Regions from separate parts of the Homo sapiens genome. Here region 1 is linked to region 2. The links are chromatin contacts, found by Hi-C in ENCODE. All regions are on one chromosome and are shown on one strand. The core of a region is the stretch at or near the end of the contact, and the rest is flanking DNA. Distances in the headings are between cores, read along the strand shown. Region 1 holds the start of PSTK (phosphoseryl-tRNA kinase). Region 2 holds the start of ATE1 (arginyltransferase 1).

Region 1 (2,832 bases), core at 274-2,773, 1.1 Mb before region 2:
CAGCTAAACCCACTAAATTGGAAACACATATCACTTCCTAAGTGAGCAGATGAGTCCCACAGTCTTTGTCCATAGGAAAAGCGTGGAAAAAACAACATAATACAAGTGAAGGGAAAGCCAGCAAATACAACAATCCCTATCGACAACTTTCAGCTTTCTCCGAAGTGTTGAAAATACTATCATCCAGGTCAATCCTGCGCTATCCTGACACTGCACTTACTTCACAATTAACCAAGAATGAGAAAGTAGATACACCTTGCTGGAGAGCCCATGCACCAAATGTACTGTATTTTTGTATATATACTTAGAAAGTAGAGTCACATAACATTTGCATTTGATTTCTGTAAATTCATCTACATTAGGCATTAAACAACAAAAATAATAATGTTAACATTTCAGAATATTTCAAAGAGTATTTACTCAAGAGTGAGCATGAGAAACACGAATGTAATCTACTCTTCCCCCAGTGGTCTCAGTTTCCACATGCTTCTCCAAGAGGATGTATCTCACTGTGCTGAGTGTGAGATGAGGAGGGCTTAAAGAGATGTATTTGGAACATACAAGTTTTTCCGTAAATACAAACCCATTACTTCCTCTGGTGGTCAACTAAGAAACAGCCATCCTTCCCAAAGCTGGCAGAGGCAGATTTACTTTGAGATGAACAAAGATTAAGCTTCATAGGTCTGATAATGCATTTGTACAGCCTCTTTCTATCGTTCTGAGGGACCCCAGAAATTTTGTTACTTATAGTTTTTATTCCTTTTCTTAAAGAGGATTCCTCAAATTACAAAACCTGAATCCACCCGTAGCTAGACGTTCAAGTTTTAGAACTTCTTTCCCTCTCCTAAGGAGAAACTTCCTAAGGGATTTTCGACAGTGCATTTGACTATAGGGGCTTTCCACCTTGCACGCTGACTTGAGAACCTGACCCTGTCTGAAGACTCAACTGTATAGAATATACAACATATACATGCATCAAATATACAGATAAGCATCTAAAATGCATCGTTCTAACAGTTGGCTTTGTAACCACTTTCTACAGCCAACGCATTCACCCTCTGCAGTAACTATGTTAACCCAGCTCCACTTTTCTCGAACTTCACCTCCCACACCAAGCAATGGGCGCTCATGGCAAATCACCCAGGACCGCGTGGACGCGAGTGTCCCCGCCCCGCCCCGCCCCGCCCCGCCCCGCCCCGCGGCCCAGGCCCCGCCCCTCCGTGCTGACCGCCGGTCGCGCTCTTGCCCCGGCGAGAAACGCGTCGGGCATGACGTCATCATACGCGACAACACCGATGGCCCAACCCTGCTCCTGCTGCAGCCGGTGGGCGAGGGCGCGCGCGAAAGTCGATTTTCCTGCCGCGGGGAGGCCACAGAGGACGCAGAGGCCTCGTTTCCGCGGCCCGTCGCTGCCGGTTCCTCTGATGTTCTCGGCGGTCTTCATGCTGCCCGGGGAGACCGGAGGAGTCTGGGAGCGTCGTCTCCGCTCTACCGTCTGCCCTGCGCGCACGCGCAGCGTCTCCGCCGCCTACCGGCGCAGTGGAGGAACTGGCCTAGCTGGGTTTCCGTGCGGCCCCAGAGGCACCTGCTCCACCGGTGCCCTGCTTGCTCCCAGGGACCAGAGGCTGGAGAGACCGCGGCGCTGCGTTCCTAGCTCCTGGACATTCCCAAGGGGTCCCAGAGTTAGGATTGATCTTCAAATAGAATCACCCTCCCTGCCGAAAGTTGCCAGCCAGTAGGATTGGCGCCTCAGTTTTGTTAGGATGAGGTCTTTCTGCTTAGGAAAATCCCAAAAGAGACGTTGAGCCTTTCCCTCCAGCAATCTTTCGAAAATAAGTTACTGGAAATCAAAGAATAGAAGGCGAGGCTGACAGTCCGACCACCGCGCTCCTTTGCGGTTCCCAGATGTGAAGAGTGCAAGGGCAAAGTAAACATTCGTTATTGTGCCCTCACAGCACCAGTGGGCAGCAAGCGTGAAGAAATATTGTCAGGAAAGGCACATCCACAGACCTCAATTCCAGTGCATGCAGACAGAGAACAATAGGTGTTTGTGTTAAAAAGTAATACTAAGCTATGGAGAGGTACAAAACAAGTTTTTGTTTTTTGTTTGTTTTTAAGACGGAGTCTCGCTCTGTCGCCCAGGCTGGAGTGCAGTGGCGCAATCTCGGCTCACTGCAACCTCTGCAACCTCCGCCTCCTGGGTTCACGCCATTCTCCTGCCTCAGCCTCCGAGTAGCTGGGAATACAGGCGCTTGCCACCAGGCCCAGCTAACTTTTTGTATTTTTAGTGGAGACGGGGTTTCACCATGTTAGCCAGGATGGTCTCGATTTCCTGACCTTGTGATCCGCCCGCCTCGGCCTCCCAAAGATTACAGGCGCAAGCCACCGCGGCTGGCCAAGTTTTTTTTGTCTGGGGGTGTGTTGTAGAAAAATTGAATTCAGATTACAGTTTTTTGTTTTTTGAGACAGCGTCTCACTCTCTCGCCCGGACTGGAGTGCAGTGGTCCGATCTCGGCTCACCGCAACCTCCGCCTCTCAGGCTCGAGGGATTCTCCTGCCTCAGCCTCCCGAGTAGCTGGGATTACAGGCGAACACCACTACTGCCCAATTAATTTTTGTATTTTCAGTAAGAACGGGGTTTCCTCATGTTGGACAGGCTGGTCTTGAACTGACCGCAAATGATCCACCCGCCTCGGCTTCCCAAAGTGCTGGTATTACAGGCGTGAGCCACCGCGTCGGGCCTAGATTCCAGATTCTTTTATCCTTATATTTTAGGGGATAATTCCTTCTTACCTGTAAAGGGTATGTTCAAAATGTGAAGACGTAAGGACA
Region 2 (2,946 bases), core at 447-2,946:
TCTGTGCACGCAGAGGGAAAGATAAGGCATATTACCTTGTTGGAACTCTTTTTTTTTTTTTTTGAGATGGAGTCTCGCTCTTTCGCCCAGGCTGGAGTGCAGTGACGCGATCTCTGCTCACTGCAAGCTCTGCCTCCCGGGTTCACGCCATTCTCCTGCCTCAGCCTCCCGAGTAGCTGGGACTACAGGCGCGTGCCACCACGTCCCGCTAATTTTTTGTATTTTTTAGTAGAGAAGGGGTTTCACCATGTTAGCCAGGATGGTCTCTTATCTCCTGACCTCGTGATCCACCCGCCTCGGCCTCCCAAAGTGCTGGGATTACAGGCGTGAGCCACCGCGCCCGCCCCTGGAACTCATTTTTTAAAAAATTTTTTTGAGATGGAGTCTTGCTCTGTCACACAGGCTGGAGTGCAGCGGCGTGATCTCGGCTCACTGCAAGCTCCGCCTCCCGGGTTCACACCATTCTCCTGCCTCAGCCTCCCGACTAGCTGGGACTACAGGCGCCCACCACCACGCCAGGCTGATTTTTTGTATTTTTAGTAGAGACGGGGTTTCACGTGTTAGCCAGGATGGTCTCAATCTCCTGACCTCATGATACGCCCGCCTCGGCCTCCCAAAGTGCTGGGATTACAGGCATGAGCCTCAATTTTATATTTTGCCCTAGACTCTTATTCCTTAAATCTTCCTTAAAATAGTGGTTGCAAAATGGAGGCCCATGGGCTGGATTCAGCCTGTAAAACTGTTTTGTTTGGACTGTAGAGTTAAAAAAAACAAACAAACCCTGTATTTCCAGCATCTCATTAAAAATCGTATGAGGCACCGGACTTATAGTGGTACAAGACAGCAACTGTCTCTAGCTGACAGTTGTTTCCTTTAAAAGCCGTTAAGAGTTCTTTAATTTGCGAACCCTCGCCATTCACGGAATACCTGCTTGTGTTCTTGTATTCAGGGCACTGGAGTGCGTGCCAGCTGGTCTGGAAGCAGCTCCAGCAAGTCACTTACACGGTGGCCAGGGGCGGCCTGACTTTCAATCCGAGACCCGCCGGGAATGACTTTGGGATAATCACAACCTCCGGTCCTCAGTTTCCTTACCTGTGAAATGGGGCTGATAACGCACAGCTGTGGGAAGCACCGGCCCAAACGCAGGGCTTGGGGACACGACCACCATCCCCGCCCACGGGTCCCCGCGCCAGGCTTCGCTCTCCACCCCTCCCGCCGCGGGCCCCAGCGCTTCGCCGAGGTCGGCCCCGGGCGCCAAGAGGCGTGGTCGGCCCGAGCGGACCCTCGCGGCGGCCATGGCGTCGGTGGTGGAATACAAGGGCCTCAGGGCCGGCTACCACTGCGGCTACTGCGATTCCAAGGAGGGCAAAGCGTCCTGCGGTGAGTGTTCCCGACGCCGGAGTTGGCGCGGCCGCCGCGCCCCGCACAGGCCCTCGGCGGGGGAAAGGGCAGGCTCGCACCCCGACTCCCGCTTCCCTTCCCCTCTTGACTCTCCCCATCCTGTTTCCCTTCCCGCTCTGTCTCTCCGCCTCACCCTCACTGACGACGGCGGCCCCTTATGGAGAAGGAACGGAAATAGTGGAAAGCTGCCCTCGGTCAAGATGGCGCGGGCGGCGTCAGCTCCAAGAGGCGCCGGGCCGGCCGGGCCTGCGGGCGCCCGAGTGGCTTCGCGCGAGCCTCGGGAGGCTCCCGGGCGGCGCGCTGCATTGTGGGGTGGCGGCGGCGGCCGCGCTAGCGACGCGGGGCCGGGCGGCTGAGCGTTCGCGGGGCCGAGGCCATGGCTTTCTGGGCGGGGGGTTCGCCCAGCGTCGTGGACTATTTCCCTAGCGAGGACTTCTACCGCTGCGGCTACTGCAAGAACGAGTCGGGCAGCCGCTCCAATGGTGAGCGAGCCGGGCCGGCGGGCGTGGGAAGCCGGGCGCCCGGGTCTCGGGATCCCAGGGTCCCCCAGCGAGGACGCGAGGGGGCCGGAGCCCCTGGCCCCAGTGCCACGGCCGAGACGGAGGGGGCACTCTCGGGAGGGCCGCGGCGCCGGCTTAGCGGGGCAGCTTCGCGGTGCCTGTTCTGCAGGAAAATCCTAACCGGTGCCCGTACTCTCGAAATCGTGGTGGTCTCCCCAGAGTCGGGAGACGGACGCCCGTCTGGGGTAGATTGTGTGAGGTGAAGGACGGCGCGCAGTGCCAGGGAACGCCCCAGAGCCGTAGTTAATGGCCGGGGCTGACCGGTGGGTGCTGCGGTGGGAGCGTCCCGGGAGCGAGGGCGAAACGCGGTGCAGAGGGAGCTGTGGGTGTGCACACAGGTGCCGGTCATGTATGAATCAGACTTCCCTGGACGAATGTACAGGAAGGATGAGCCCTTTGCATCTCTGGGTTAAAAAAAAAAAAAGTTAAAAAAAAAAAGGACAAGAAACTGGTGACCGCGGTCGCTACCGGCGAGGGATTCTGTTTGTCCTGATCTGTTTGAAATTTTTACCATTTGCTTATATGCCGTGTCTTTCCTCCACCCACCCGGACGACAGCAAAGCCAGCCCACAAGTTTGTTTTGTTTTTCCATCGTGATTCAGATTTCTTTGGGGGAGATTTGTTGCTGGTAAACAAAACATCGTGTTTATTTCCTCTCTTGCCATGCATTTGCCAATATAGAATGTAGACTCTATTATTTTAATAGAACAGTCTAGCTTTGTGGAAAACGAGATTCGCATGAAAACACACAGGCATTTTCCATGAAAAAGGTGTAAGTGGGGAATGATTTGGTCGATAACGGTGTGTGCATTTGCTCCTTCATTAAAAGTGTTTATTAAGTGCTACTTGTGGGCAGCGGTTTTGAGTAGACAGTTATGCAATCGTTAGAAGTGAGGATTATGAAGACTAAATGGAAAAATGCTTCCAGTTTGGACTTAAACGGAGAAAATCAACAGGATGCAAATGGCTTATGCGACATGATTAC

What was found. Hi-C counts contacts between places; a loop is a spot of excess contacts on that map. Pooled maps may share reads with other maps.
Region 1: a pooled map shows a loop between it and region 2 (15-fold over the local background). The contact joins the promoter of PSTK here to the promoter of ATE1 in region 2. A Hi-C loop is called at or near these places in 9 of 50 pooled maps.

The regions. Positions count from the first base shown.
Region 1 is chr10:122,979,092-122,981,923 of GRCh38, reverse strand. PSTK (phosphoseryl-tRNA kinase) reads right to left here and starts at 1,523. Exons shown (of 6, transcript NM_001363531.2): 1 at 1,229-1,523. The coding sequence starts at 1,444. RefSeq lists an enhancer at 1,192-1,511.
Region 2 is chr10:121,926,781-121,929,726 of GRCh38, reverse strand. It overlaps ATE1 (arginyltransferase 1), which reads left to right and starts at 1,696. Exons shown (of 12, transcript NM_001001976.3): 1 at 1,696-1,883. The coding sequence starts at 1,778. It also overlaps the pseudogene ATE1OSP. RefSeq lists silencers at 1,115-1,414, 1,605-2,024 and enhancers at 930-1,796, 2,335-2,484.